Regions from separate parts of the Homo sapiens genome. Here region 2 is linked to region 1. The links are chromatin contacts, found by Hi-C in ENCODE. All regions are on one chromosome and are shown on one strand. The core of a region is the stretch at or near the end of the contact, and the rest is flanking DNA. Distances in the headings are between cores, read along the strand shown.

Region 1 (3,403 bases), core at 757-3,256:
GACCTCAAGCCTGGTGTGGCTTTTTCTTTAGTTGACAAAGAGGCACTGAATCTCTGTTAATTTGGGGAAGGCACTGCATCTCTTTGTTAATTTCCCTGCTCTGGCTCTTCTCTATCCTGCCTTCCACTCCATTCCTCCTCCTTCAACTTCACCTCCCATTTTCATCCGTTCTCTGCTCAGTTTTCTTTCTGCTTCATCCATGACCTCCTGGAGGCTCCTGGCTTATTATCTTGGAATGACCGAGGACAAAGAGGTCTGCTTCATAAAATTCGAGGGTCCCTGTTAGCACTGAACTTGACATTTGCACCCTATCTGTATCTGATGGGTTCTCTTCCCTCTGTGCCCTACTGTTCCACAGCTAAGCAAACCTCCCCAGGTCCAAAATTCAACTCTGTGTCCCATTTAGTGAATAAGACGATGCTTCTTTGGTGACCCATCCACACCAGGGTGGGTCCTGGTATTAATAATAAAAGATGTCCCAGGTTCCATTGAATCCATTAATGTTTCTAACTTAGCTGACTCATTGTGTAGAATATGCATGACTAATCCATCAAAAAAGAGAATTCTCACATTGCAAATTTTTGTATGTTTATAAGAAAGTTAGATTTTCTTGTGCTTTTCTCCCCACAGCACCTGTCATTCTGGATAAGGATAGCATGTTCATAAAAGGGAAATGAGTGGAGAAGGAGGGAAGGAGTTGTGAGCAAAGCATTTAAAGCGTTGCCAGAATATAAGCAACAGTGCTTCATGTCGTGAAAAACTGAGAAAAGGAGTCTTTATGTACAGGAAGAACTCAGCAGCTGACCTCAAGAAGAAAGGAAAACATCCTCTCTTCACTTTTCTCTGGGATGCCTGTGCCCAGGGTCTTGAGTTTCCGACTGGGGCATAATGGATTTTTGGTGGCCTGTGACTTTATTATGGGTCTTTTCCCAAAGTGTTTTGAAATGGTATGAAAGAGTGTATTCAGTTAGAAACCTTGAGTTCTACTCCCAGGCTACTTAGAGGTTGTTTTGCAAACTTGAACAAGTCAAGTAAACCTGACTTCAACTCTACGCAATGGATTATGCAATGGTTGAAGTTCTAAGCTTGGAAGTTTCCAATGAGAACAAATAGGGGTGGTGAGAGCTGCCCTGCCCCTTTCAGGGACATTAAGAGGGTCACCAGGCAGGTGAATGTGACAGTGCCCTAAAGTTATGAAGAAATCTGTGCAAAACTGTATGTTGTTATAGTTCTTCTTGGGGCTGATGCACCGTGACCCCTTCAACAGTTGATGAATCATGGGATAATTGTTGATGAGTCATGGGATAGGTGCTGCTTCAAGGGATGTGGATGTAGGTTGGACAGAGGCCGACCCCAACTCTCTACTCATTTGCACTGTGCATGGCAAATTTGTTCTGGGAGTTTCTGCTTTGCTCCTGTCTTAAGCCATCAGACCACGTGTTCAGTAGTCCAGCCCTGGCCACAGCCTCTCTGCCTGGCTGGGCCCAGGCTACTTCTAAACTCTCTGTTTTTTTTATTTTATTTTATTTTTATTTTTTTTTATTTCAGATTTTATCCAACATGGATGTCTTGATCCAAGAGAAAAAAAGGGATCCCTTCAAAGTCCTTTCCCCAGTTTCCTGCTTAGTCCCACTCCTAGAGCCCTAGGGGGTTCTGTAGCTCCTCTATATTTTCAGGGAACTGAGCTGAAGCCAATACGAGATTTTAAAAGATACCCTATCCTTAAGCAAAGTGAGTGATGGTGCTCAGCATCCATGCCAACGGTCAAATTTTGGCTGTTTTATTCACATATCTATGTAATTTGTAGTTTTTTGGGGGGTGGGGTGGAGGTGGCTGGACCAACAACAAACAGCTAATCTAAATGAGACATTCCTGGAAAATGAGGCACATAAAGCTTTCTCTTTTCATATCCAAAATGGAATAAACAATTCCACCAGCGACCACAGGAATGCTGCTGGGGCACGAGGGCTTCAGCCTTCCTGATGGTCAGGCACTGACTTTAAGCTTAGACTCTAGAATTTGTTAATGAGAGGCCCTCCTGGACAGGAAGGAAGGAGGCTTGCTTGGGGTCTGATCTGTAAAGCACACTGGTGGAAGCTGTTTACATGCAGCTACACAAGAGGCTTCTTCCTGAGTACCAGGCCACCCTCAGTAAGGCACTGAGTGAGCACCAGGCATCACCAGGAATGAGGTCTCTGCCCCAGTCCTGGCCAAATGGAATAAGCAAACAGACTGAGGGTGTGTCAGTGGCTTTCCTGAGTTCCCGCACCTGGTAAATGATGGAGTTTAGACTTGAAAATTCTGCCTCCTGTCTCCAGGTCCAGGGATCTCTCTGGGACGTCAGAGAAGTCAGTTAATCTCTGCCACTCCTTCCTACCTGGATGTTCAATGAAAAGCCTGTTGGGCTTTCTGAGGACTAGAAGGGGGACACTGCCGAGAATTCAGTGAGGCCAGCCCACACCCCCACCCCTTCTAGGAGATTACCTTTAGATCCTCCAGCCCCAGTCTGCAGCCTCCTGGGCTGATGCTTTCTTTCTCTATTTACAGACACTAATCATTTCCCATGCAATTGAACAACTTAATAAGCTGCGAAAATTTGATAAGACAATTTAATTGTCGGCTTTTACATATCTGCTCAATATAGTTGGGTTTCTAGGGAAGGTGAGTGGGGAATGTGAGCAGAGGCACTTAATTAAAGAACTAAAACAGTGGGGCTAGATTAGAGAGAACTCTGGCAGACACCAACCCTGGACCTACGTCTCTTCTCTCCCCCTTTCACATGGGCCCTTTCTTTGAAATTTTATAAGCTCCATCCTCTGGGTAGTAGCAAAATAGAGATGCAGGCCCAGGCACTTGATGTGCAGTGTGGGGAGCTGACTTTGCATGGGGCGGCTCCCAACTGTTATCGGGGAGCTTTTTCTCGGGCCCAAAGTGGTTGGGTTTTAAGGGGAAGACCTAATTCTGCGTGTATGGTCGTAGCTCAAAGGGATAGTTCAAAATGGCCTCCTCATTGATGGGGAAGGATGGGGGCTGATTATAAAAAATTATAATCATTTTTTTGGTCTTTTCCTCTATCTTTTTGGGGAATTTTATGGCCATTTGGGCAATGCTGCATCATGGAGTATTGATGCCAATTTTAAATCACACATCCTCATTTTATCTAATTGAATTCTCATGCTAACTCTGAAAGGAATAGGAATCATTATTCCTATTTCACAGGTGCAGATCCTGAGACTCAGAGAGGTTAAGAAACTCGCCCAACGCCACACAGCTAGATAAACACCTCAGGATTTAAATAGATTGCAGGGGACACCAACAAGGCTCTGCTCAGATCCCCTCAGATCCCTCTGGCCCATCTGTGCATGCAGTAACATCTGCTTCACCGTTGACTGCTTGAACCTGT
Region 2 (3,146 bases), core at 487-2,986, 100 kb after region 1:
TGAAGTGAGTTGAGGCAGAGTTTTCAGAACCTAAGCGACTCAGGCTGGAGGTTTTCAGGCACTTTCAAGCAGAATCTGGTCTGGCTGGCTGCCCAGTGCTCAGCCTGCCTCCAAGGCCCTGGCCTGAAGGCTGCTGGACCCTCACTGGGCTTGGGATTGAGTCCTCTGTTTGGTGAGTCATCTGCCAAAGAAGCACAATTAGTGAGAACTGCCTCTGGTGGAGCCAGCTGCATTTGCCCACCAGGGCCTGTTCCTGGGCCTCCTCCTCATTAGCCTTGACTTGGTCTCTGGTAGTAAGAGGAGCTGGCTCTTTGACGTTTGACACCTGCCTCTGGCCGTGAGTCCCAGAACCACCAAGCCTGGCTGTTCTCCGCCTTCCAAAGGCTAGGGCATGCAACCTGCTCCACTCTCTCCAGTGCGTTTTCCACTGCGATCTCCTATTCTCTATTTAACAGCTGCAGGTGTGTTCTGGCTTAACGCAGAGACTGACATCAGTCCACTCTATTGCTTCTCCAACCTCCTTTCCCCCAGGGCCCAGCAGAGTGGCAAATCAATGACTTAAAAGACTGATCCATTATGAATACTGAATAGTACCATATCTTTACTCCCTTCTCATATAATAGTATTATACATCCGTACCCCCTTGCCATATGACTTTGCAATATCTATAGGAAAGGTAGTGTACTTATCTCAGTCTCATTTCTCATTGACTTTGGACATGACCATGAAGCTTGTTTTAGCCAAGAAAATGCTAGTAGGTGTGGCAAAAGCAGGTTTTGTTTCTTTCTTTTTTTTTTTTTGGAAACAGGGTCTCACTCTGTCACCCAGGCTGGAGTGCAGTGGCACCGTCATGGCTCACTGCAGCCTTGACCTCCCAGGTTCAAATGATCTTCCCACCTTAGCCTCCCAAGTAGCTGGGACTACAGGTGTGAGCCACCACACCTGGTTAATTTTTGTATTGTTTTGTAGAGATGGTGTCTTGCTATGTTGCTTAGGCTGGTCTTGAACTCCTGGGCTCAAGAGATCCTCCCACGTTGGCCTCCCAAAGTGCTGGAATTACAGGATGAGCCACTGTGTCTGGCTTAATTGTATTTGTGGAGTTTTGCTCAGACTCTTGCAATTCTGCTATTTGCTATGAGAAGACAATGCCCGTATTTGCTGCTGGTCTTGGAGAGAGACATGGAGCACACCCAAACCTGCCCCACTTCCCCAAAGCCAGAACGGTAAATCTACAGACTTAAAAGCAATAAATGATGTTGCACCACTGAGAGTTTGGACTTGTTACATGGCAGTATTGGAGAAAAACATCTGCCTGTCATAGGCATCATCTGGGAGCTAGGGCTGTGTCATCTTTGTTTCTGGCTGTCTCAGATCTTAGGCATGTAGTAGAAATGCCAGAAACAATTTGCTGAATGGAAACAGGGACAGGGAGGGAGGGACTCTGGTGGACTTACTGTGTTTGGTTGACACTCTGCTCTCAGTCTGGGTCAGACTCCCACATTCAATCCATCACCAAGCCCAGTGGAATCTGCTGCCAAGATATAGCCCAGATTTGTGTGTGCAATCTCACAGTTGTAAGGTATTGAATCAAATTGTTATGCCACTCTACAAACAAAGTAAAAACACTTCTGTCCAGTCCATGGATCCTGAATGTGCCCTTCCTCTAAGCCCCTGACATTGGTTAAAACGTGAATGGGAGGATCCAGGAAGGCAGAATAGCAGTCAGCCTAATGGCATATCCTGTTCCTTGGAGAGCTCCTTTGGTCTGTTGAAATAGTTCAGATCTGACCAACAGAGCACTAGACTGAGAACTCAGGGTTTTGAGTTTGCATCCTGCTGCTAGTTTGACTTACTCTGTGACACTGAGTAGATCACTTTCTCCCCCAGTCCTTAGTTTTCCCATCTGCATAGTGGCTTTATCACTTACAAGCTGAGAAGGTAAGAATCTGAGAACAATTCACTAAACCTGTCCAAGTGTTAGTATCCTCATCTATAAAATGAAATACTGGCCAGGTGTGGTGGCTGACACCTGTAATCCCAGCACTTTGGGAGGCTGAGGCGGGTGGATCACTTGAGGCAAGGAGTTCAAGACCAGCCTGGTCAACATGATGAAACCCTGTCCCTACTAAAAATATGAAAATTAGCTGGGCGTGGTAGTATGTGCCTGGAGTCCCAGCTACCCGGGAGGCTAAGGCAGGAGAATCGCTTGAACCTGGCAGGGGGAGGTTGCGGTGAGACGAGTTCACACCACTGCACTCCAGCCTGGGCAACAAAAGCAAAACTCTCTCTCTCAAAAAAAAAAAAAAAAAAAAAAAAAAAAAAAAAAAAAAAAAAAAGAAATACTGCTGCTCATCTCTCCAGGTTAAACAAGGATGGAATAAAATGACAAATGCAGCCAATAGTTCGCTGCCTGGATGCACAGTCCAGTGGATGCTGCTGATAGTTTTTTGTTGTTGTTGTTTATTTCTGAGGCAGGGTCTCCTCTGTCATCCAGGCTGGAGTATGGTGGCATAATCATAGCACACTGCAGTGCCCAACTCCTGGGCTCAAGCCATCCTCTCATCTCAGCCTTTTGGCTAGCTGGGACCACAGGCATGCATCACCAAACCTGGCTAATTAAAACATTTTTTTTTTGTAGAGATGAGGTCTCACTATGTTATCCAGGTTGGTCTTGAACTGCTACCTCAAGCAGTCCTCTTGCCTCAGTCTTCTAAAGTGCTGGGGTTACAGGTGTGAGCCACTGCCCGCTACTGATAATTACTAACAACAATAGTAGATGGAAAATGACCGATTTCAAAGCAATGCCATAGATTAGCATGACCGTCTCCAGTGAAATAAACTTGCTTATAACTATCTTGAAGAAAAACAGAATAATTGATTCACATAACTTGAAACGTCAGGGGTTGAGCCAGGGCCTCATATACATTGTGATCTCTCTCACTTTCCTTCTCTATTTCCCTCTGCTTTCACCCCCAGTCCCTTCTTGCCTTTGCCTGGAGGATGCCCTTCATACCTTTATAGAATGTGATTGGCATGAACCCAAACCGAAATAGGACAGCTTTCCTTCCAAGCAATGATTCTGATTGGCTGCCCTTGGACCCATCACTGTTGCTGGAGGATGAAGAGCCACATGTGGCTGTGGCTGG

What was found. Hi-C counts contacts between places; a loop is a spot of excess contacts on that map. Pooled maps may share reads with other maps.
Region 2: a map of cardiac septum shows a loop between it and region 1 (1.9-fold over the local background). The contact joins two enhancer-like sites. A Hi-C loop is called at or near these places in 2 of 168 maps with a recorded cell type or tissue (cardiac septum and heart right ventricle) and 5 of 50 pooled maps.

What each region holds. Positions count from the first base shown.
Region 1 is chr16:66,129,259-66,132,661 of GRCh38, reverse strand. No RefSeq gene overlaps it. Among named protein-coding and RNA genes, the nearest start is that of CDH5, 240 kb to the left of the region's middle. Within about 2 kb of position 2,006, at least 2 of the 41 ENCODE cell types and tissues checked have a DNase peak (open chromatin) inside an H3K27ac peak, as active enhancers do.
Region 2 is chr16:66,027,286-66,030,431 of GRCh38, reverse strand. No RefSeq gene overlaps it. Among named protein-coding and RNA genes, the nearest start is that of CDH5, 340 kb to the left of the region's middle. RefSeq lists an enhancer at 1-306. Within about 2 kb of position 1,736, at least 3 of the 41 ENCODE cell types and tissues checked have a DNase peak (open chromatin) inside an H3K27ac peak, as active enhancers do.